Regions from separate parts of the Homo sapiens genome. Here region 2 is linked to region 1. Evidence: chromatin loops called from intact Hi-C (ENCODE). Cell type or tissue: OCI-LY7. All regions are shown on one strand. Each heading gives the region's core, and the rest is flanking DNA. Links, peaks and the distances in the headings are about the cores only. Region 1 has its middle 120 kb from the start of NDUFV2. Region 2 has its middle 170 kb from the start of GACAT2.

Region 1 (12,350 bases), core at 2,153-10,152:
GAGATCCTGTCAAAAAAAAAAAAAAAAAAGTCACCCCTTACTGCAGAATCAGTCTCAAGTTTGGGGGTCCCAAAGCTACCTGCACTTCTGACCAACTGGCCACAAATTCGGGGTTTGCATGACTCCTTCAGTTTCAATAATTCACTAGAATGACTCAAAGTGCTGTACTTAGGATTACAGTTTTATTATAAAGGATACGAGTCAGGACCAGCATATAAATAGATGCCCAGGATGAGGTCTGGAGGGTCCTGAATGCACAGCTGCCATGCCCTCTTCCCACAGCATCAGAGCACATTACCCTCCTGGCACACTGATGTGTTTACCAACACCCAGGGGGATCATCAGGTGTCTGGAGCTTTGAATGGGTTTCATTTGGTAGGTGTGACTGACTGAATCATTGACCATGTTATAGAACTCCATCTCTAGCATCCCTCTCCAGGGGTCAGGAGGTTGGGCCTGTATTAAGTGACTCAAAGCCCCAACTCTCTAATCACAGGACTGGCTTTTCCACAAGACTGGCCCCATCCTGAGTCACCTTGTTAGCATAAACTCTGCTGTGGTCCAAGGGCCCACCATGAATAACAGATACTCTTATCACTCGGATTCAGACGCCATGTTCCCGGAACCTAAAACAAAAACTAGACACATTCTTTATTATACAACACAATGACAACAGTGGATATTCATTGTTGGTTTTCTAGATGTTAAACTCTGTGCTGAGCACTTTATATACATCTCATTTGATCCTCAGGAGATCCTGAGAACATGTGCCCAAGGTGGCCGGGTGTGGCCAACTGCTTGGTTTTACACATTTTAGGGAGGTATAAGATATCAATCAATATATGTAAGATGTACATTGGTTCAACCCAAAAAGGTGGGACAACTCAAAGGTGGGGGCATCCAGGTCTTAGGTAGATTCCTTATTTTCTTATTGGCAATTGGTTGAGTTTATCTAAAGACCTGTAATCAACAGAAGGGAGGGTCTGGGTTAAGAGAAGTGTTGTGGAAACCAAGGTTCTTGTTATGTAGATGAAGCCTCCAGGTAGCAGGCTTCAGAGGGAGTAGGTTGTAAATGTTTATTGTCAGCCTTAAAAAGGTGCTGGACTCTTAGTGAATTCTCTCCTGGGTCAGGAAAAAGACTTAGAAAGGGAAAGAGATCCTCTACTGAATGTAGATTTTCCCCAGAGACAGCTTTGCAAGGCCATTTCAAAATATGTCAAAGAAATGTATTTTGGGGTAAAATACTTTGATTTCTATCAGGGCCTACTATCTGTCATGTTGGTATCTTATTGCTACAAAGAGTCTGTTTTGGCAGTCTCAATGTCTCTGTTAATGTTAATGCTGTTGGTCAGCTATGCCTGAATTCCAAAGGGAAGAAGGTGTAATGAGGAGTGTCTGACCCCCCTTCTCATCATGGCCTGTTTCAGGTTTACTTTAGAAAGCCTTTGGCCAAGAGGAGGGGTCCATTCATTTGGTTGGGGGGCACTTAGAATTTTACTTTTGGCTTGCAAATAATACTGTGTGTTGGACACATGATTATCCCCATTTTACAGGTGACAAAACTGAGGCACAGAGAAAGGAAATAACTTCCTTGAATTCTCACGGCTGCCACAGCTGGTTAGTGGCAGAGCAGAGATTTGAACTCATATCTGTAATGTGTACTACCAAGTCCCTCCAGCCCCTCTAGAACCTACTGTAAAAAAGGAGAAACCAAGAAGATAGCCATTTTTGCTATAGAAGAACAACACAGATCTAACATGAGGACCCAGGCTTACTTAGCATTCTTGGGGGACAAAACAATCTATGTCCTGCCCTAGAGTGAAAGTATTCAGCCTTTAGAGTCAGAGGGGCTGCTTTGAATACGGGCCTTTCTAATTAGTTGAGTGGTGTTGGAGGGAGAAAAAAGTACTAAACTCTTTATAAAAATGTATAAAGATATGCAAAATCTTTATAAATTAAACAGAGACTCTGCTAACATCTACTCACAAGTTTGGTCTGAGGAATAAAGGAGATAATTTATTTGAAAGTGAAAATCACTCTTCCCGTGTAAGGCTTTTTTGCCTCACTCAACCCGTCCCTGTCCTTTCACCATCAGAATGATCTGCTCTCCACCTGATCTACTATCTATTTATTCCTTACATCTCACATGATGCCCTTAAGCCTCTCTGATTGCCTTGGATCATATTTTTGTTCCTTAGCTTGATTGTTTTTATACCGTTCACATGGACCATTACTTCAGCTTCAGGAAACACCTGCTTTGCAAAGCATTTACTAAGCACCTGACGGTGCATGCCACTGCACAAGGAGCATGGCCGAGGGGCCATGAGGAGCTGCAGCAGTGTAGTGGGAAGGGCCTGGAGCCTGGCCTCTGCAGAACTGAGTTCTGGCCCCCGTTCTGCCTCTTCCTCGCATTGTTACCTTAGGAAATACACTTAACTCTCCTGCATCTCAGGCTATCATTTGTAAAATAGCTCAATAATTGTACCTGACCTGCCCAACCCCATGGGCGGTGGGAGAGTTGTATGGGAGACTATATGTGGAATTTTTTTGAAGCTAACTATATGAGTAGAGAACTCTATGACTAGAGGGAATAATTATGTAAGACAGCATTGAAGCAGACATAGACTCCCACATACAGAGAAAAATAATTCTAGAACAACCCTATAGAAGGCGCAGACAGAAAAATAGCACAGGACGTGCAGGCAGATAAATGTGTTCAAACCACAGAGTCAGGTTCATTTTGGAAGGCAGTTGGCAGGGAGGTCTGGAGAAGAGGTGAGAGATTGTTTACAAACGTGACTGGGACTGGGAGCAGAAGCATACATAAAGCCAGTGGCAGTGTGGAAAAATCCAGTGCTAAAAAGGAGAAATGCCCATAAGTGGGTCTTGAAAATTACAATGTGATTCCCTAGGTGGCACCAACGCATTCCACAGTGACACTCAAGAAGCTCAACTCTTCTTGTCTATGGGTTTTGCCACGTTGCCCAGGATGATCTTGAACTCCTGGGCTCAAGCGATCACCCTGCCTGGGACTCCCAAAGCACTGGGATTACAGGTATGAGCCACCTTGCTGGCCAAGCTTAACTCTTGTAATGAGTATGGTTATCTGTGGCCATAAGCAATGGAAAACACCTCCATGTAAGGTGGGTGGAAGGAAATCCAAAGCTGCTTGGTGACTTCATTCAGAGGAAGGCCACATGGGTTGCTTCAACTGCATAGAATCTCCAAACACTATTTTCTGACAGGATACAGAAGAAGTAAATTGAATATCTTTCTTTCTTTAAAAAAAGAAAGAAAGAGAGAGAGAGAAAGAAAAGAAAAATTGAGGGCTTTGAGGGCTTTTGGTGACAGCTTTGAAAATAAATAAAATGTAAAAGCTTTTAAAAAACTTTAAGCTTTGAGAGAGATACGACTGTGACCTGAGTCACATAGTATGTGCTTGCAATTTCTGTTTCTTAGATTATAGAGGAACTCTCTTCTTCATTGTTCTTGTTCTGTAAATGACTAAGAGAGAACAGAGACCAGACCTCCCCTGCTTCTAATCACTGTTCTTCATTATAGATTAACTGCCACCTTTATTATCTTGTACCCAACTCAGACCAAGTGGTGCAAAAGACCCCTGACTATTACATCTGCACTGTGGAATGTTAAATATACCTTTCCCAAAAAGAAAAAAAAATTACCTTGCCAAATCGGATTATTGTAACTATGCAATAAGCCTTACATAGAAAGATAGTGAAATTCTATTAAGCTTCCCTAAACTTTGACCATATAAATGATCCCAAACTTCTATACTTTGGAACACTCACTCCCATTCTTTGGAATCTGTGCTTCATGAGTGGCTGTCCTCAAACTCTGTGCTCAAAACTAGATTCTGACCCTTTTGATTATTTTAGGTTATTTTTACTTATTTTATCTAAGTTGGTGCTAAAGTGCAAAATCTTACCTTGGCTACTTTTGTTTATTCATTTAACAAATGTTTGTTCAGTGCCTACTGTGTGTGTAATCTATGCCTTTGAGATACCCCAGTGAGCCGACAAAAATCCCTGCCCCTGTAGAGCAGGTGGATTCTCGCTGGGGAACATGGAAGAGGCAGAGAGACTGACTGCATGCAATAAACTAATCAACAAGGAAGTTAAAGAAGAAAGGAGACGTGATCAATGCTACTCAGAAAAGAAGAGGATCACCTGAAGGGAATTAGAAGTTCAGGGTGGGACAGTTGGAATTTTCAATTCTGGAGTCATCTCGAGCACGATACTTAACCTCACTAGGCCTCCTTTCCTTTTCCATAATAGGAAATGAATACCCGCCTCAGGGCCACAGCCATAATGGGACAAAGTGCTCAGTACAGCACCTGATTCAGATGAACACCCACAGAGTCACCACCGTCACTGTTACTCACCCGAGTTTTGTCCATTGGACCACTGTACACAGAGAAAAAGAAAGTTGGTAATTGTGTGGTTTACGGAGTTTAAACAACCTCTTCCACCAGAGCCACTGAGCCTAAATCTACTTTAACAAGGAGCAAAGGATATTTTGATCCACAGCAAGAGAAAAGGTTTTCAAAGCAAATACCCTTGAGATAGAAAACAAAGATTCCACTCCAGTTCATTTACTTGCAACAACAGCGGTTGGAGGAGGGTAAAACCAGGCTGAGAAGAAGAAAGAGCACAGGAGGCCCCAGGGCAAGAGGAGGAGGTGAATCCCAGCAGGGGATGGAAAGATGGGAAGAAAAGGCCAAACCATTCGCTGGCTTTCTGACTTTATTTCCAAATGCCCTGCCGGAGATGTGCTCATTAATGGTTTGTTTGAACAGGCCACGTCTACCCAATGGACCCAGACTAAAAGGAACAGGACAGAACTGAGGGAACCTCAGTTAAGGTCAAGTGCCTGCTTAGTCTCATGGACTGTACAGAGAGTAGGAGAAACAGCTTGCCTTGGAGACAGCCTAGGAGCAGAAATAATAAGGAACTAATCATCCATGCTTCGTCGGCAGTAGTAGAAAGCAAACAATTCATCAGTGGCCCCAACTATCTCTTGCCCAGACCAGTTTATGCCTTACAGAACCCCCTCATACCCCCATCAATTCAGGCTAGCATTACTTTGTTTTTGTTTTTTGAGACAGAGTCTCACTCTGTCACCCAGACTGGAGTGCAGTTGGTGCGATTCGGCTCACTGTAACCTCTGCCACCCGGGTTCAAGCGATTCTTGTGCCTCAGCCTCTCGAGTAGCTGGGATTACAGGCATGCACCGCCACACCTGGTTAATTTTTGTATTTGTAGTAGAGACGGGGTTTCACCATGTTAGCCAGGGTGGTCTCGAACCCCTGGCCTCAAGTGATCCGCCTGCCTCAGCCTCCAAAAGTGCTGGGATTACAGGCGTGAGCCACCGCACCCAGGCAGGCTAGCATTGATTTTTGTTCCAATAGCTACTTAGGCTCACTGTTAATGTGGCTTTTGTTGCTTTTTACTGGCTGTTTGCTTCTCATAAGTACCATAGAGGACTTTCTATGTGCTTGTATAATAAATCTTATAAATCCAGTCTAAAAAAATTATGTTTTTTATAGTTTGCCTTGGTAATTCCTAGGCCTGGGAGGGGGACCAGATATATCAGGTGCCCCATGAGAAACCTCTCCTGGGGCAGTACCAGGTACTAGGGAACATGATAAACAGATGCAGACTCAAAGGGTAGCTTCCCTTGTCTGTACAGTAGCTTAATGATGAAGGTGGCTGAGTGGCAGTTCTACCTGGTTCCAGGAACCTCCTCAGCTAGACTTGTTTTTGTTTCTGTTTTGAGACAGAGTCTCATTCTGTCGTCCAGACTGTAGTGCAGTGGTGTGATCTCAGCCCACTGCAACTACCATCTCCTGGGTTCAAACGATTCTCCTGCCTCAGCCTCCTGAGTAGCTGGGATTACAGGTGCCCACCAGCAAACCTGGCTAATTTTTGTATTTTTAGTAGAGACGGGGTTTCGCCATGTTGGTCAGGCTGGTCTCGAACTCCTGATCTCAAGTAATCCACTTACCTTGACTTCCCAAAGTGCTGGATTACAGGCATGAGCCACTGCGCCCGGCCTCAGCTAGATCTTTAAGGCAACGGTTCCCCACCTTTTCAAGTATGAGATGCCATTGTAACATTAGAAAACTTCATAGGTCTCATTAACAGTGCCTGTATCATTCATTTTAAAAATCCTTATTGTCAAGTGACATTTTTTTTTCTTTTGAGTCAGAGTCTCACTCTGTTGCCCAGGCCGGAGTGTACTGATGTGATCGACAAGTGACATTTTAAAATGAATGTTGTGTTTTACAGATGGCAACAGCGCCCTCACATGCTATGTACAATTCAGCCTACGGACGTACTTGGTGGCATTTCAGCGTGATGAGCCTTACAGGGGTTTTCAGACACAGACTTTACTAAGAACAACATGTGGATGGTTTTAAAAGAACTATTGGAATGAGCAGACTACAATTTTCCAACAGTTACTTTCAACACAAATGCATGTGGAAAGCTGAAATCATATGCATCTGTGGTTAGATTCTGGCCTTAACCCTGTGCTGACCTTGAGCTTCCCCGTAATTGTTGGGCTCTTTCTTTGCCTCCAGGCTGAACCATCTGCTGCTTTCTCCCACTACCAGGAACGAAGGGACCTAAGCTCCAATGTGCTCATCCTGGAACACCCAGGCACTTTGCATTTCTCAAAGTTCAGTTCCCCAAGCGCAAGTTTTCTGCTCTGCTGGACAGAACGGCAGCATTTCAATCATTCTCAGGCTTGCTCTGCTCCTGTTCCTACTTGTCCAGGTCCATAAACCCAGGACTCACAGGAAGGGCCCTTCCCCTGGGAGCCGCGTTCAGAGGACAGTGCCTATGGCAGGAGGGAGTGGTCTATGAGCCCCTGGGGCTGGAAGATTCCCCTCCATTCTTCAGTGGCATTTCCCTTGGCACTTGTTTCCTGCTCTCACTACAGACACCTGAACCCTGAAGCTTAACCCCACCTTGAAGCTAGGGCATGGTTACCTAACGTAGGCCTCCCTCCTGTGAAGGCAGGTCTGAGAGGCCATCTGCAGAGAGGCAGGGTTATTCCTGAGGGGTGGGGAGACCATTGCAGAGACTCCAGCTGCTGCCTGACAGTTTCTGAGATGCCTGCCAAGGAAAAAGGAGAATTCTGGTTAGAAGGGAGCTAAAAACTCTGGGGAAGTATTTCAATATCTAATTGAGAGAGAGGCTGAGATGGCAGCTAGGACCACTGTGGAGACAATCTCAGACAATCTCAAGGAGCTTCAACCAAAGCAACCAATGACAGGGGGAGTTCAGATTTCTCTCTTAAATTCTGCAAGGGAGGCCAGTGTGGTGTCTCACACCTGTAATCCCAACACTTTGAGAGGCCAAGGCAGGAGGATCACTTGAGGCCAGGAGTTTAAGACCAGCCTGGGCAATGTAGCAAGTCCCTGTCTCTACAAAAAAAAAAAATTTAGCCAGCGTGGTGGCAAACACCTGTAGTCCCAGCTATTTGGGAGGCTGAGGCAGGAGGATCACTTGAGCCCAAGAGTTCTAGGCTGCAGTGAGCTATGTTCACACCACTGCACTTCAGCCGGGGTGACAGAGCAAGATCTTCTCTCTAAAAAATAAAATAAAAAATAAAAACAAAGCTGCAAGGGGAAGGGGAAGAAGCAGATACTGAGACTTCTCCCAACAAGAGGATAAGCCCCAAAGAAAGACATTTTCTTGAAGGCAAAGTTCAGCTCCTTCATCACGCATCTTTAGTGCTGTGAGCTTTTGTGCTGTTGGCCCTTAGGACCAAGGAGGCAACATGAGTCCAGATCCAGTAGAGCTACTAGTGATGGGCCTGAAGGGAGGGGAGTCTAGACCTGTCCTCCTTATTATTATAAAATTTTAGCCTAATCAGCTTCTGGGAAGCAGTCTAATTAAAAGTGGAAAGAAGCTGAAAGTGGCAGCTAGTCAGCTCCGTGTACAAATCCCAACTCCATGTCTTCTTAGTTGTTGGACCAGCCCAGGCAAGCCCCTGAATCTCCTTATGTCTCAATTTCCTCATCTGTAAAAATACTAGTCACAGCAGACCTCCTTTATAGGGTCGTTGTGGCCCAAGGGCTTGCAATAAATTTGGTATCTAATTTTGGAGTGATTTGGGGCTGCAGTTTAACAAGATTGATTCCAAATGTAGCACAAAGTCGGCTCTCAATCAACATTAATGGAATGAATTACTCTCAATAATAAATACTTCAAGAGAGGTAGCTGGAAAAAAATGTTCATGACTGATAAATTGTGTGCAGGGTGAGTTTTACAAGGGAATGCTGATACTTTATGAGTTGAGATGGCACTGAGTCTTAAATAGAGAAAACATTTCGGAAGAGAAATAAATACAATTGGCTTTCCAGAACTGCATTCCACATCTGTAGATTCAACCAACGGTGCATCAAAAATATTCTAAAAAAATAGATGGTTGTGATATATAGACTTTTTTCCTTATCGTTTTCCCCTAAACAATACAACAACTTTTTTTTTTTTTTTTTTTTTTTTTTGAGACGGAGTCTCGCTCTGTCACCCAGGCTGGAGTGCAGTAGCATGATCTCGGCTCACTGCAAGCTCCACCTCCCGGGTACACGCCATTCTCCTGCCTCAGCCACCTGAGTAGCTGGGACTACAGGCGCCCGCCACCATGCCCGGCTAATTTTTTGTATTTTTTTTTTAGTAGAGACGGGGTTTCACCGTGTTAGCCAGGATGGTCTCGATCTCCTGACCTCGTGATCCACCCGCCTCAGCCTCCCAAAGTGGTGGGATTACAGGCATGAGCCACCGTGCCCGGCCTACAACTATTTACATAGCATTTACATTGTATTTGGTATTGTAAGTAATCTAGAGATGATTTTGATTTAAGTACACTAAAGAATTGTATAGGTTACAGGCAAATACTGTGCTATTTTACATAGGGATTTTGTTATCCTCAGGCACCCTGGAACCAATCCCCCACAGATACCAGGGGACAACTGTATATGGTTCTGCAGAAGTGGCCTTGACATCAAGATACCTAAATTCTAATCCTGATTCTGCTATTAATTTGTTTTGTGGCATCAAACAAGCTGACTTCAGACTCACTGTTTTTTCATTTGAAAAGCGAAGTTAGGCCAGATTATATCCAAGGTTCATTTCTATTCAGACAGTGGATAATTCTGTAACAGTCTCTGGAACTTCTGCAAGAGATGCTACTTGTAAAGCAAGGCAAAAGTGGTTTTAAGGGGGAAAAAAAAGATCTACGTCTATTACAATACATGCCTCATTTTTACCAGGATAAAAACCACTACAAACATCATCCTCATCATTACTATTTACCTACTGTTGACTGTGTGCTAGACTCCACACTAGAGCATGTTAGACATATGATCTCATTCAGTCCTCTCAACAATTCTCAGCATTTCACAAGATTCATTCTGAAAAGAAAAGATTTGGCCATGTGCGGTAGCTCACACCTGTAATCCCAGCACTTTGGGAGACCAAAATGGGAGGATTGCTTGAGCCCAGGAGTTCAAGACCAGCCTGAGCAACATGGAGAAACCTCGTCTCTACTGAAAATACATAAATTAGCCAGGCATGGCAGTGCATGCTGTGGTCCCAGCTACTCGGGAAGCTGAGATGGGAGGATCACTTGAGCCAGGGAGGTAAAGGCTGCAGTGAGCCATGATCACGCCACTGCACTCCAGCCTGGGCGACAGTGCAAGACTCTGTCTCGAGAAAGAAAAAAAAGGAAGAAATTTACATTCCCTCTAAAAAAGGAATTGGATCATTATGGACTGCGTGACTTAAAGCTACCATTTATTAGTAGTCTTCTACGTGCCAGGTACTTTACATACTTTTTTCCTAATCTTCAAACAACTCTGCAAAGTAGGCAGTACAGGTCCTGTCTTAGCCTTCTATTGCTATGTAACAAATCATCACAAACCTGGTGGCTTAAAACAGGACCCGTTTATTATCTCACGGTTTCCATGGGTCAAGGAGTCCAGCATGGCTCAGCTGGGTCCCTTGCTCAGTGTCTCTTAAGGCTGAGACACCAGCAAGGTGTCAGCTGGGCTGTAATCTCATCTCATCTCATGTCACTGAAGTCTTCGTCCAAGCCCACTAGTGGCTGGCTCCAGAGATGGCTTGCCCCCGCTACAATGGCAGCCAACGTTCCCGACGGGTATAGGACTGAGGTTCCTGCTTTCTTGCTGGTTGTCAGCTGGGGCTGCTCTAAGCTCCTAGAGGCTGCCTATCATTCTCTGCTGTGTGGTTTTCTCCACAGCAAGGCAGTTTGCTTCTTCAGTCCTAGTACTTTGGGAGGCTGAGGGAGAAGGGTCGTTTGAGATCAGGAGTTTGAGAGCAGCCTGGGCAACATAGTGAGACCCCATCTCTAAATAAATAAATAAATAAGTGCCATCAGGAGAATATTCCTGACTCCCATTTGTCTGTGACTTCTGGACCCTCTTTCAAAGACTCACCTGACTAGGCCAGGTCCACCCAGGATAACCTCCCCTTCATTAACTCAGAACCAACTCATTGGATACTCTAATGGCAGAATCCCTTCACCTTGGCCATACAATGAAAGATAATCATGGCTGTGATGTCCCACCATATTCACAGGTCCCATCACCCTCACGGCAGGCGGTTATCCAGGGCGTGTATACCAGGTGAAAGGCCTAGGACTCTGTCCACCACAAGCCCTGCTTTATAAGTCATGAGTTACCTGTCTAAAGTCCCATGGGTGACAGATAGTGACACTGGACCTTCCCTCAAGCAAAGCGTCCTGAGCCCACCTTGGGGAGAAATAACCCTCTCTGGACAAGTCCAAGTTTATTCTTACACATCACAGCTCTGTTCTAACAGCAAACTTCACAATCTTAAAATGAACCCTTTCTGAGGTCTTCTGGAGCACCTGCATTTCCTGAGTACTTTACTACATGTCAAATTCACTGCGGCTCAATCCAGACCCAGATTCCCCTAGGAGTGCCCCCTCGGTGCACGTCAACCAACTCTGAGCCTGTGCCATCAATTACCCAGAAACCAGCTGACAAAAATGACTAATAACGGCATGCACACAAGGGAACAGTTCTCCTGACTCGATTCTATTTCCTCTCTCTCTGCCCCCACTCTGTCTTTGCCCAGGCATCACACCATTGCTCACAAAGCTTCGCCACCTGGACAGTTTCCCACTCAGCTTGTGATAATCCTTCTCTTGCCTGGCCTGGGCCTCACCCAGATTAAGCACTCAAGAAAAATCTTGGATTGAACTCTTCTTGCTTGGTAATAAGCACATTTTAGACTACCTTTATCTTTTCCCCCAAAGTTTCAAGTGCTCGGGGTGCTTAACTGATGTTTGATGTGTGCAGAGCTGTGTGCATTTAGTCCCTCAGTTTCTCCCCAGGTGAGCCTGCAGAGAGAGTGTCTCTACTCATTGGCTCAGACACTTCCCTCTTTTCTCTACCCAGGTAGCAACATGCTGAGCTTTTCCTACTCTAGAGAGCACAGTGCAAGAAACTCCAGTCTGTCAGGCACCTACTAAATGTCATATCCGTATACGTGCAATGATCTATCACCTTTTATAGTTGTAGAATCTGAGGCTCAGAGAGATCAGATAGCTTGTCTGAGGTCATACTGCTGTTGGTATTGCAGCTAGGAGTTGAACTCAAGACTGTGTTTTGGCAAAGCTGTCCTCTTTCCATACTTACTGTTAAACGTTTTGTTGTGTTTTCTTAAACCAAGTATAGTCCCAACAACTTTGAACAGCGTTTGGTAGGTAAAAGCTTTAAGGGGATCTTTTAGGGTGTTAATGAGACTTCTTAACAGATATGCATTTCTCAAACGTGACAACGTAACATTCATATTAAATGTAAAGCTTGGTATTTCTATAGAATTTTTCATACATTTCTGCATCTTAGTGCATGTATTTGCCTGAGATATATTAGTCTTTCAGGAAATATTTGAAGACAGAAAGGCAGGATGAGAGGAGAGGAAGGCGGTGGGGATATGTGGGGTGCTGGTGGGCTGTGTGTGGGGTGGGGGATGCCTGCTACCAGGAGCCTGAGAGCTGCAGGGCCGACTCAGGATTGGTACATCGTCGCTGCTTTAGCGTGCTTCTATCGCCACCTAGCCACCTTGGGGAGAAATGCCCTCTCCGAGCAAGTCTGTCCAGACTTCCCCTGAATGTAGTTTGCCCACTTACAGGTGGGTACCTTTAGACCATGAGACTTGGATAGTCCTTCCCACAATGGAAGCCTGTGTGCCCTACCTTTTTTTTAATTAGTGGCTTTCTTTAGCAGTTGATTCCAAGGCCTATTACATTTAAAGAGAAGTTTTTGAAAATTG
Region 2 (12,350 bases), core at 2,980-10,979, 100 kb before region 1:
CAGTGAGTGCTACAACAATATCCACTCCACTCATCATCTGTTCTCCTTTCCACTTGTTTCTACATCACACCTGGGCCTTTCCTTTTGAATATATAAACCAAGAATGTTGGATTTTCAATACATGAGCTAGCAAAAAAGACTTCATATTTTACAAACCATCCTGCCACAGGAAAGTGGGTATTCAAATGCATAGTATCCATTATTATTAATTTAATGTATAATAGCACTTCGTTGATATTTTTTATGCATATACTACTTTACTGGGTGTTTTTATGTCAATAAAAAATTTAAGCCCCCACAAATCCTTTCTGGAACACAGTGAGAAATAAAAACATCAAATATTCATGGATTCTCATGGATTCTTTTACACCTGGAGTCCTACCATTAGATATGAGTTCTACATTTCTTTTCAAAGAATCAGTATGTCAGTATGTTTAATTCTTTGCCTTCTACTTTTAAACTTAACTTCCTCGTAAAGCAACCTTTTTCCATTACCTGCTCCACCCTGACTCATTCCGATTACCTGCTCTGTCATAACCATTTTTCCCACCAAAGCACTCACCCCATCACTGTCTTTAAATTAGCCACTTGGAATTAGTTTAGCCTGTGCAGTCTAACCCTAGCCAATAGGGGAATGACACAGCAGCAGGGGCCATGTACATCAGGGATAAGAACCCCTTTCCCTCCTTTGTCCAAGTGTGCACTCACCATTGCTCCGTCTGTAAGCGTGCACCCATCTACAGAAGTAACTTGCCTTGCTGAGAATTAAAAAGAAGATGTTATATTCGAGTGCAATTTCTTTTGTGGCACCGAAATTTTATTTATAACACTACCAACTCAGTTCTTCCCATAAAATACAATAGGGGTTGTTTCCTAAATGCCTAGTCCCCATTAATTTACCCAAATTGATCCAAGCTTTGGGAAGCCTGAAGTCCCATCTGTCTTACTACCTCTTTGTCTCCAACACATGCTGCCTGACTTATAGTAGGTGTTTGGCAGTGAATGAATGTCTGCTAAAAATAAATATATGCATACGTAAATAAGACTAACGTTATATATAAAGTTTCAGTGCCACAAAAGAAATAGCACTCAAATATAAAATTTTCTTTTAGTTCTCAGCAAGGCAAGTTACTTCTGTGGAAGGGTGCGCCCTTACAGATGGAGCAATGGTGAATGCACACTTGGACTAGGGAGGGGAAGGGGTTCTCATCCCTGATGCACGTGGCCCCTGCTGCTGTATTGTTCCCCTATTGGCTAGGGATAGACCGCACAGGCTAACCTAGTTCTGATTGGCTAATTTAAAGAGAGTGATGGTGACTGCTTTGGCGGGAAAAAAATGGTTATGCAGGGTGAAGAATGAGTCAGAGCAGAGCAGGTAGCAGGTAATCAGAATAAGTCAGGATGGAGTAGGTAATCAGAATGAGTCAGGGTGGAGTAGGTAATCGAAAAAGGTTGCTTTATGAGGAAGTTAAGTTTAAAAGTAGAAGGCAAATAATTGAACATACTGACATATTGGTTCTTTGAAGAGAAATTTAGAACTTATATCTAACAATCCTTCCTCTTGCATTTCCTTACAGATTTTTGTCATCAGACTTTTTTTTAACATGTCTTGGCTTATTTGTTCTGCTTGATTTTCCAAAAGAAGAAGCTTCTTTGGATAAGGTGAAGGATAGTTAAGGGAGGTTTTAGTAAGTGCCATTTCTATGAGCCTCTGTGCCAACTTACGGATGCACAGCATGACACAGCACCCGACAAGAATAAGTACACCTATTACAGCTGCGAGAGAAATAAGAATTGAGGCTATTATTCCTTTCCATTTACCAAACTACTTTTCTAGCCATCCTGTAAAGGGGTCATTTACCCCTGAGTTGCTGGCTAACTCATTGGATAGAGCAGTCAGACCTTGCAATGCTTTTGTTATACTTCCATTAGGGGCGGTGTTGTTTGGGATGAAGGTGCAACATTGAGTTTTAACCGTGATGCAAACTCCTCCTCTTTCTGCTGATATCATGTCTAAGGCTATCCTATTTTCGCACGCCCTCTGGCTAGTAGCACCTAATTTTACAGCTATTTCTTTAACAGCATCTCTAGTGTAGTTAATAAATCGCTGTTGGTTGTAGTAGATTTGGTTTATTCAATCTACATTTTTATTAATTGTCACCCACTGAAATATTGACTCAAATCCTGCAGCTATTTGATTTTGGGCTTTAAATTGATCTGGTATTCCCCATGGGACTCTAATTGTGTCTAAATAGACGTGAGAGTGGAAAGACCCATAAGGGGCTTCTCTAGCTTTACGATGCTTCATTTTTCCTTCCTCTGGTTGATGAAATGCCAGGGTGAAAGGGACAGCCAATTGGACTAAAGCACAAGTGTCACCCCAGTTATTTGGCAGAGTGTCCACTAAAAGTCCACCACAATACCACCACACATCTGCTCGGGGATGAACAAGGGCTGACTGATTGATAAGCTCTTGAAAATCCTTACGCTCACTGCATCCCTTCAGGTCTCCAAGGAATGCTAAGTTTTCCCCCTGTCATGAGAGACACAAAGTGAACTTAGTGTTGGGAGATGGAAGCTGGATGGCCCTCAGGGGCTGACCCGCAGGGTGCCGGACTCCGGGATATAGCAGAGAGAGAGCTTGGCATGACTTATTACTCCAGGCTGTAGAATCCTGGAAAAGAGCCACCATGCAGCCCATGCCTCTAAGGACCACCTTAGAGGAAAGGGGACAGTCTGTTCCTCTGGCCTGCCGTGTGCACAAGCATAATAACAATTGCTTTTGTTTAACGTGTGGATGGAATATTTAATCCATTCCAACCAGGCGTTTGCATCTTGGTATCTGCCTTAATTGCCAAAGTTTGTTTTAAGTCTTTAACTTCTATGATCTTCCAGTAAAATGAAGGTATGGTTTTAGGAAATTACAAAAACCAGTTGGGGCAGTCCATCCTTGCTCTTTAGTGGCCCACAGAATGTTGGACCAACTATGGCATAAAAGCACTACATCCGGGGGCAAGACTCCTGGTTGACACTGGGGTCTTTATCGATATCTCCCCAGATTAAATGGTCCTAGTTTACTAATGCCCAGTCTGAAGAGAGTCAGGAGGGACAGAGGTACTTTTCTGAAGGAGAGAGCTGTCTTTGACTTGACAAGTCCCCACAGGGTATAACAAGGCAAGTATTAAATGCAATAGTTTGAGGTGAAATTGACTTGGTTATGTTAATAACTAGGTGGTCAACAATAGAGTGAGGAAAGAAGAAAGAGTAACAGAATAAATGAAAGAGAATTAAATTGTTCTTAGCTTTAATTTGGTAGGGTTTTCCCCTGGGGCTATGGCCCACAACTCTGGAGGCGGTGGCGCTTTCTTGACTCAGGTGTTATGAGTCCATCCCTTTTTTGCTGTATGAACAGCAGTGTCAGTGGTTAGCAGCACAAGATATGGTCCTTCTCAGGCTGGCTCGAGTTTTTCTTCTTTCCACTCTTTGATGAAAACATGTTCTTCAGGCTGGTGCTGGTTTACCGGAAATTCTAGGGGTGGTACCTGTGCTAAAAGACTTTTAGTTTTGAAGGAAAGGAAAGTGGAAGATACACCAAGTATATAATTTCTAAGAAATTGACCTTTTGTTTTAATTGTAGGGACATCAGCAGTGGACTTTATAGTCCTTGGTGCCTTCTTACTGAGAAATTTCCGTTAGCACCTCTTTTTATTGGTTTTTAGACCAAAGAAAGCCAAACATTTTTATATTTGACAATTTTATATTTTATATTTGACAATGCTTCCTGTATGGTTTTCATACCAGATAAGCTATATTTCACCTTTATATTAGTGTGTTATTAATGTTAAACTTAGTTTTAATAAAACTTTGTAGACATATTTATTCACTTTTTAATGTCTGACCATAAGGTAAGATTTTTATAGACTCTTTAACCTTTTATAATTTCTGTTAAAGAGCGGGTTAGTGCTTTAAGAAAAACCTGTTGAGCTTTTATTTTAATGTCCAGTTCACAGAAAAACTGGATGATACCTCTTTAACTTTAACCAATATGTTTACACACAGAATTTCCTTTACAATTAATGTTTCAAAACTTGCTAAAACCTTTAAAACAAAATATTTTTTTAAAGTTTTTAATGTAGGTAAAAATCCACATTCTTATGCCTCCTTATAATCCTTTTACCAAAGGTATATTTTACTTACCTTATTCACCTTGCACATAAACTACTTCTTCAATATTTTTACATTGAGGAGGCCTAATTACTTTTAAATTCTACAACATTTCTTGCATAAATTCCCTTTATAACTTTTTTTTTCATGATTTTCACAGACAATTCTTTGACACGCCTCAACTTTGTGACTTGTTGCAAACATCCTTTTCTTTAAACAACCAGTTAATTTATTTTAGGATAAGAATTTACCATATAACATTATTTTTACATAAATTCTCCCCCCCACCCCACACCCCCACTTTTTTCCCCCTAAAGATGATAACCATTCTTTTCCAAAGCGAACTTCCTTCCTGTCTGTGGACTAGACTGCCTAAGGCCATAAGATTTGAAGTTAGGATAATACATGTTACACTGTTAACTTTGAGCAAACTTTACTTTTGTTGAAAACCTTGTAAGTTTTGGATTTCAATTATCCTTTGCTGTTAATAAGACTTTGTTTAGTCCAAATTTAGAATTGGTATAGATGGTTCTTTCCTGGTTCTGTAAGTACTTTAAGGCTTGGCTGAGTGGAAACAGCTCAAACCTTGGAGTAGACCAATTATCAGGCAATTTTCCTAACTCTGCTTTTACAAGAGTTTCCCTATCAATTACTGAATACCTATTGTGTCTTTTTCCCTCAGTCACCCACCCGGGAGGAACCATCTGTCCTCCCGGGAACTGTCCTAAAGGGAGTTCCTCCTAGGTCTGGTCAGACCTTTGTATGGTAATTAATTAAGATTTAGATCCCCTGTTAGGAAACCTGCTGGGTTAAGGGAATTATCAGTGGCTAATGTTAAATCATCTTTTTCTAACAGAATAGTCCCATACTTCAAGATTTTTGAGTTAGTAAGCTACATTTTTGCTTTTTTTTTTTTTTTTTTTTTGACTTAGGATGGTTCTGAACTGGGGAGTTGTGCTCACAATGAGGTTTCCTCTAAAAGCTATTTTTCTACTTTCTTCTGCTAGCAAAGCAGTTGCAGCTACAGATTAAATGCATTTGGGCCATCCACAAGTTACTGGGTTAATGATTTTTGATAGGAAGGCCTCAGTGCTTTCCGGCTATGCCCTTGTTTATACTGACAACAAGGTAGTATTGGGGTGTTATAAGCTCATGGAGAAGACCTTCAATTATCAATTACAGGTTTTAAATTTACCCTGGCTTTTAAAGGAATAGGTTACACTGTTTTCTCTTTACTACTTCTCTCTTTCTCTCTTTGACTTTCTGTCTCTTTCTCTTTCTTTGACCCCCTCTTTGTCTCTCTGTCTCTTCCTCTCTCTCTCTGCCTATCTCTCTCTTTGACTCCCTCTTTGTCTTTCTGTCTCTTCCTCTCTCTCCGCCTCTCTTTCTGTCTCTCTCTTTCTTTCTGCTCTCTCTTTCTCTTTCCCCTCTCTTTCTCTCTTTCCTCTCTACTGTTCTTTCCCTGCCTCTGCCAGCTGCTTATGCTGCTGTTCTCCTCTCTCCTTCCCTTTCCCCTAGGGGAAGGACCTGCAGTAGTGGAGCTACTCTTTCTTCCCCTAAAAAGAGGACACCCAAGATGGACATTAACTCAACCCAAGTTTACAACTGAGGTCCTAAGAATTGCTCAATTTGGTCTGCCACACCGTAAGGGTCACCTAGTAGCAGTTTAAGCTCCTTTTTAAAAAAAATTCTGGACTTCTGAACTGGTTAGGGGAGTATTTACAAAGCCAATGGCCACCCCCTCCTTGTGGTACCTCTTTCAAAGCGAAGAGCACTGGGGCTGACCTCTTAGGTACCAAGGGAAATGGGAAATCCTGAATATCTTTTTTACATTGTTCTACCTCATGCTGGAGTCCTTTTAGAGAGGGGTATTTAGGTTGGGAGAGAACAGGCTGATGGGATGGTAATTCCCAAGAGTCAGGGTTATAAGGAGGAGGGATAATGTGAGTAGAGGAGGAATTTGGAATGGGATCTGAGGCAGCAGTGGCTGTCTGAGGGGAAAAATTGGGGACACTGAATGGGGGAAGATAGTCTAGGGGATCCCATGTGCTGGAATTTTTAGGCATGAGAGCTGGCTCCTCTGACTTTTCATTTTGAGGTGCCAGATTGGGTTCTTCCCTATTTGTTTTTAAGGGAAAAAGGAGGGCAGGTCCTTGCCTCCATAGCCTAGTTCTTCTTGAGACACTGGACTTCTATCATTAACATATCAGATTAGAAACTGACACATTGCATCCTCATTCGACCTAAACTTCGGCCAGAAGATTGAGGGTTTGAGGATGGGTCCCTGAGTCCAAAGAAAACAGCAATATTTTATCATTTGTTGCTTTTTCCTATGTTTAGTCCTTTCATTAGCCTTCCAGTGTTTTAGCATGAGACCTAGGGGGCTATCCAGAGTGATATCTTTGTTACCATCTTTATCCTCCTTGCTCCCTCTCTTGCTTGGTGTATTTCCCATCTTGATGGTTTTGGGGTAAGGTTCAAGGTTCAATTTCCCCTACTGGAAATTTCTCACCTTTTGGGGTGAGGCTCAGTTTCCCCACTGGAAATTTCTTGTGTTTTGGGGTGAGGCTCAATTTCCCCACTGGAAATTTCTTGTGTTTTGGGGTGAGGCTCAATTTCCTCACTGGAAATTTCTTGCCTTTTGGGATAAGGCTCAATTTCCCCACTGGAAAGTTCTTGCCTTTATTTTTTTTTCCATGTTGCTGAGAGCTTGGGTTATTCCCATACTGAGGAATCATTTCTCACCCCTGAGGCTGCCACAAGGGGGCGGGGCGCGCCTCCTCACGAGACAGAACCAGAGACCATCCCAAGAGGGGAATGCAATCATGGGCGAGCCCCCAAATTGTTATATATAAAGTTTCAATGCCACAAAAGAAATAGCACTCAAATATAAAATTTTAATTCTCAGCGAGGCAAGTTACTTCTATAGAAGGGTGCACCCTTATAGATGGAGCAATGGTGAGCACACACTTGGACAAGGGAGGGGAAGAGGTTCTTATCCCTGACGCACGTGGCACCTGCTGCTGTGTCGTTCCCCTATTGGCTAGGGTTAGACTGCACAGGCTAAAATAATTCCGATTGGCTAATTTAAAGAGGGTGAGGGGGTGGGTGTTTTGGCAGGAAAAAATGGTTAAGCAGGGTGAAGAACGAGTCAGGGCGGAGCAGGTAGCAGGTAATCTGAATAAGTTAGAGTGGAGCAGGTGATTGGAATGAGTCAGAGTGGAGTAGATAATCAGAATGAGTCAGGGTGGAGTAAGTAATCGAAAAAAGTTGCTTTACGAGGAAGTTAAGTTTAAAAGTAGAAGGCAAAGAATTAAACATACTGACATGCTGATTCTTTGAAGAGAAAATTAGAACTTATATCTAACACTAACGTAGTTTTCTATTGAAGAACAACTTTCATGGCCTTTAAATCTTAATGTATATAAAATTTTTTATTTATTTTTTATTTTTTTAGAGACAAAGGCTTGCTGTGTCATCCAGGCTGGAGTTCAGTTGCTTGATCATAGCTTACCACAGCCTTGAACTCCTGGGCTCAAGTGATCCTTGTGCTTCAGCCTCTTGAGTAGCTGGGACTACAGGCTACACACCCGGCTAATTTTCTCATTTTTTTTTTTTTGTAGAGACAGGGTCTTACTATTTCACCCAGGCTGGTCTCAAACTCCTGGCCTCAAGTGATTCTTTCACCTTGGCTTCCCAAAGGAGGTATAAAAATTAAATAAGATGGGCTGGACACAGTGGCTCACACCTGTAATCCCAGCACCTTGGGAGGCCAAGGCAGGCAGATCACTTGAGGTCAGGAGTTTGAGACCAGCCTGACCAACATGGCAAAACCCCATCTCTACTAAAAATACAAAATTAGCCAGGCATGGTGGTGCATGCCTGTAATCCCAGCTACTCAGGAGACTGAGGCAGGGAATTGCTTGAACCTGGAAGGCAGAGGTTGCAGTGAGCCGAGATCGTGCCTTTGCACTCCAGCCTGGGCGATAAGAGTGAAACTTCATCTCAAAAAATAAATAAATAAGATGGAAAGATAGGATAAGGCAGGCATTTTGACACATGAAGCCTGATGCATATCTTCTTTATTATTATTATTATCATCATCATTATACTTTAAGTTCTAGGGCATGTGTGCACAACGTGCAGGTTTGTTACATATGTATACATGTGCCATGTTTGTGTGCTTTACCTGTTAACTCGTCATTTACATTAGGTATATCTCTTAATGCTATCCCTCCCCCCTCCCCCCACTCCACGATAGGCCCTGGTGTATGACATTCCCCACCCTGCGTCCAAGTGTTCTCATTGTTCAAATCCCACCTATGAGTGAGAACATGCGGTGTTTGGTTTTCTGTCCTTGCAATAGTTTGCTCAGAATGATGGTTTCCAGCTTCATCCATGTCCCTACAAAGGACATGAACTCATCCTTTTTTATGGCTGCATAGTATTCCATGGTGTATATGTGCCACATTTTCTTAATCCAGTCTATCGTTGTTGGACATTTGGGTTGGTTCAAGTCTTTGCTACTGTGAATAGTGCCGCAATAAACATACGTGTGCATGTGTCTTTATAGCAGCATGATTTATAATCCTTTGGGTATATATCCAGTAATGGGATGGCTGGGTCAAATGGTATTTCTAATTCTAGATCCTTGAGGAATTGCCACACTGTCTTCCACAATGGTTGAACTAGTTTACAGTCCCACCAACAGTGTAAAAGTGTTCCTATTTCTCCACATCCTCTCCAGCACCTGTTGTTTCTGGACTTTTTAATGATCGCCATTTGAACTGGTATGTGATGGTATCTCACAGTGGTTTTGATTTGCATTTCTCTGATGGCCAGTGATGAGGAACATTTTTTCATGTGTCTCTTGGCTGCATAAATGTCTTCTTTTGAGAAGTGTCTGTTCATATCCTTCACCCACTTGTTGATGGGGTTGTTTGTTTTTTTCTTGTAAATTTGTTTAAATTCTTTGTAGATTCTGGATATTCGCCCTTTGTCAGATGGGTAGATTGTAAAAATTTTCTCCCATTCTGTAGGTTGCCTGTTCACTCTGAAGGTAGTTTCTTTTGCTGTGCAGAAGCTCTTTAGTTTAATTAGATCCCATTTGTCAATTTTGGCTTTTGTTGCCATTGCTTTTGGTGTTTTAGTCATGAAGTCCTTATCCATGCCTATGTCCTGAATGGTATTGCCTAGGTTTTCTTCTAGGGTTTTTATGGTTTTAGGTCTAACATTTAAGTCTTTAATCCATCTTGAATTAATTTTTGTATAAGGTGTAAGGAAGGGATCCAGTTTCAGCTTTCTACATATGGCTAGCCAGCTTTCCCAGCACCATGTATTAAATAGGGAATCCTTTCCCCATTTCTTGTTTTTGTCACGTATGTCAAAGTCCAGATGGTTGTAGATGTGTGGTATTATTTTCAAGGGCTCTATTCTGTTCCATTTGTCAATATCTCTATTTTGGTACCAGTACCATGCTGTTTTGGTACCAGTACCATGCTGTTTTGGTTACTGTAGCCTTGTAGTATAGTTTGAAATCAGGTAGCATGATGCCTCCAGCTTTGTTCTTTTGGCTTAGGACTGACTTGGTAATGTGAGCTCTTTTTTGGTTCCATATGAACTTTAAAGTAGTTTTTTCCAATTCTGTGAAGAAAGTCATTGGTAGCTTGATGGGGATGTCATTGAATCTATAAATCACCTTGGGCAGTATGGCCATTTTCACAATATTGATTCTTCCTATCTGTGAGCATGGAATGTTCTTCCATTTGTTTGTGCCCTCTTTTATTTTGTTGAGCAGTAGTTTGTTGTTCTCCTTGAAGAGGTCCTTCACATCCCTTGTAAGTTGGATTCCTAGGTATTTTATTCTCTTTGAAGCAATTGTGAATGGGACTTCACTCATGATTTGACTCTCTGTTTGTCTGTTATTGGTGTACAGGAATGCTTGTGATTTTTGCACATTGATTTTGTATCCTGAGACTTTGCTGAAGTTGCTTATCAGCTTAAGGAGATCTTGGACTGAGATGATGGGGTTTTCTAAATATACAATCATGTCATCTGCAAACAGGGACAATTTGACTTTCTCTTTTCCTAATTGAATACCCTTTCTTTCTTTCTCTTGCCTGATTGCCCTGGCCAGAACTTCCAACACTATGTCGAATAGGAGTGGTGAGAGAGGGCATCCCTGTCTTGTGCCAGTTTTCAAAGGGAGCACTTCCAGTTTTTGCCCATTCAGTATGATATTGGCTGTGGGTTTGTCATAAATAGCTCTCATTATTTTGAGATAAGTCCCATGAATACCTAGTTTATTGAGAGTTTTTAGCCTGAAGAGCTGTTGAAATTTGTCAAAAGCCTTTTCTGCATCTATTGAGATAATCATGTGGTTTTTGTCTTTGGTTCTGTTTATATGATGGATTACGTTTATTGATTTGTGTATGTTGAACCAGCCTTGCATCCCAGGGATGAAGCCAACTTGATCATGGTGGATAAGCTTTATGATGTGCTGCTGGATTCAGTTTGCCAGTATTTTATTGAGGATTTTTGTATCGATGTTCGTCAGGGATATTGGTCTAAAATTCTCTTTTTTTGTTGTGTCTCTGCCAGGCTTTGGTATCAGGATGACGTTGACCTCATAAAAAGAATTAGGGAGGATTCCCTCTTTTCCTGTTGATTGAAATAGTTTCAGAAGGAATGGTACCAGCTCCTCCTTGTATCTCTGGTAGAATTCAGCTTTGAATCCGCCTGGTCTTGGACTTTTTTTGGTTGATAGGCTATTAATTATTGCCTCAATTTTAGAACCTTTTATTGGTCTATTCAGGGATTCAACTTCTTCCTGGTTTAGTCTTGGGAGGGTGTATGTGTCAAGGAATTTATCCATTTCTTCTAGATTTTCTAGTTTATTTGCGTATAGGTGTTTATAGCATTCTCTGATGGTAGTTAGTATTTCTGTGAGATCGGTGGTGATATCCCCTTTATCATTTTTTATTGCATCTATTTGATTCTTCTCTCTTTTCTTCTTTATTAGGCCATTAGCAAGCTAGAGGCCTATCAATTTTGTTGATCTTTTCAAAAAACCAGCTCCTGGATTCATTGATTTTTTGAAGGTTTTTTGTGTCTCTATTTCCTTCAGTTCTGCTCTGATCTTAGTTATTTCTTGCCTTCTGCTAGCTTTTGAATGTGTTTGCTCTTGCTTCTCTAGTTCTTTTAATTGTGATGTTAGGGTGTCAATTTTAGATCTTTCATACTTTCTCTTGTGGGCATTCAGTACTATAAATTTCCATCTACACACTGCTTTAAATGTGCCCCAGAGATTCTGGTATGTTGTGTCTTTGTTCTCATTGGTTTCAAAGAACATCTTTTTTCCTGCCTTCATTTCGTTATGTACCCAGTAGTCATTCAGGAGCAGGTTGTTCAGTTTCCATGTAGTTGAGTGGTTTTGATTGAGTTTCTTAATCCTGAGTTCTAGTTTGATTGCACTGTGGTCTGAGAGGCAGTTTGTTATAACTTCCGTTCTTTTACATTTGCTGAGGAGTGCTTTACTTCCAACTATGTGGTCAATTTTAGAATAAGTGTGATGTGGTGTTGAGAAGAATGTATATTCTGTTGATTTGGGGTGGAGAGTTCTGTAGATGTCTATTAGGTCCACTTGGTGCAGAGCTGAGTTCAATTCCTGGATATCCTTGTTAACTTTCTGTCTCGTTGATCTGTGTAATGTTGACAGTGGGGTGTTAAAGTCTCCCATTATTATTGTGTGAGAGTCTAAGTCACTTTGTCAGTCTCTAAGGACTTGCTTTATGAATCTGGGTGCTCCTGTATTGGGTGCATATATATTTAGGATAGTTAGCTCTTCTTGTTGAATTGATCCCTTTATCATTATGTAATGGCCTTCTTTGTCTCTTTTGATTTTTGTTGGTTTAAAGTCTGTTTTATCAGAGACTAGAATTGCAACCCCTGCCTTTGTTTTCCATTTGGTTGGTAGATCTTCCTCCATCCCTTTATTTTGAGCCTATACGTGTCTCTGCATGTGAGATGGGTCTCCTGAATACAGCACACTGATGGGTCTTGACTCGTTATCCAATTTGCCAGTCTGTGTCTTTTAATTGGAGAATTTAGCCCATTTACATTTAAGGTTAATATTGTTATGTGTGAATTTGATCCTGTCATTATGATGTTAGCTGGTTATTTTGCTT

The links. Peaks named below come from ENCODE experiments on the same cell type or tissue, not always from the same donor. Only the 100,000 strongest peaks of a DNase experiment are listed, where the experiment ranks them.
Region 2: a loop joins it to region 1, with 7 times the contacts of the local background. A loop is called at or near these places in 11 of 110 quality-filtered maps.

What each region holds. Positions count from the first base shown.
Region 1 is chr18:8,976,323-8,988,672 of GRCh38, forward strand. No RefSeq gene overlaps it. Among named protein-coding and RNA genes, the nearest start is that of NDUFV2, 120 kb to the right of the region's middle. RefSeq lists an enhancer at 786-1,317. In OCI-LY7, for the core only: CTCF peaks have their summits at 2,949, 6,340 and 6,545; DNase peaks (open chromatin) are centred at 2,279, 3,162, 5,740 and 6,329; H3K4me3 peaks cover 591 bases; H3K27ac peaks cover 1,748 bases.
Region 2 is chr18:8,875,787-8,888,136 of GRCh38, forward strand. No RefSeq gene overlaps it. Among named protein-coding and RNA genes, the nearest start is that of GACAT2, 170 kb to the left of the region's middle. In OCI-LY7, for the core only: a CTCF peak has its summit at 6,929 (motif pointing right); a DNase peak (open chromatin) is centred at 6,975.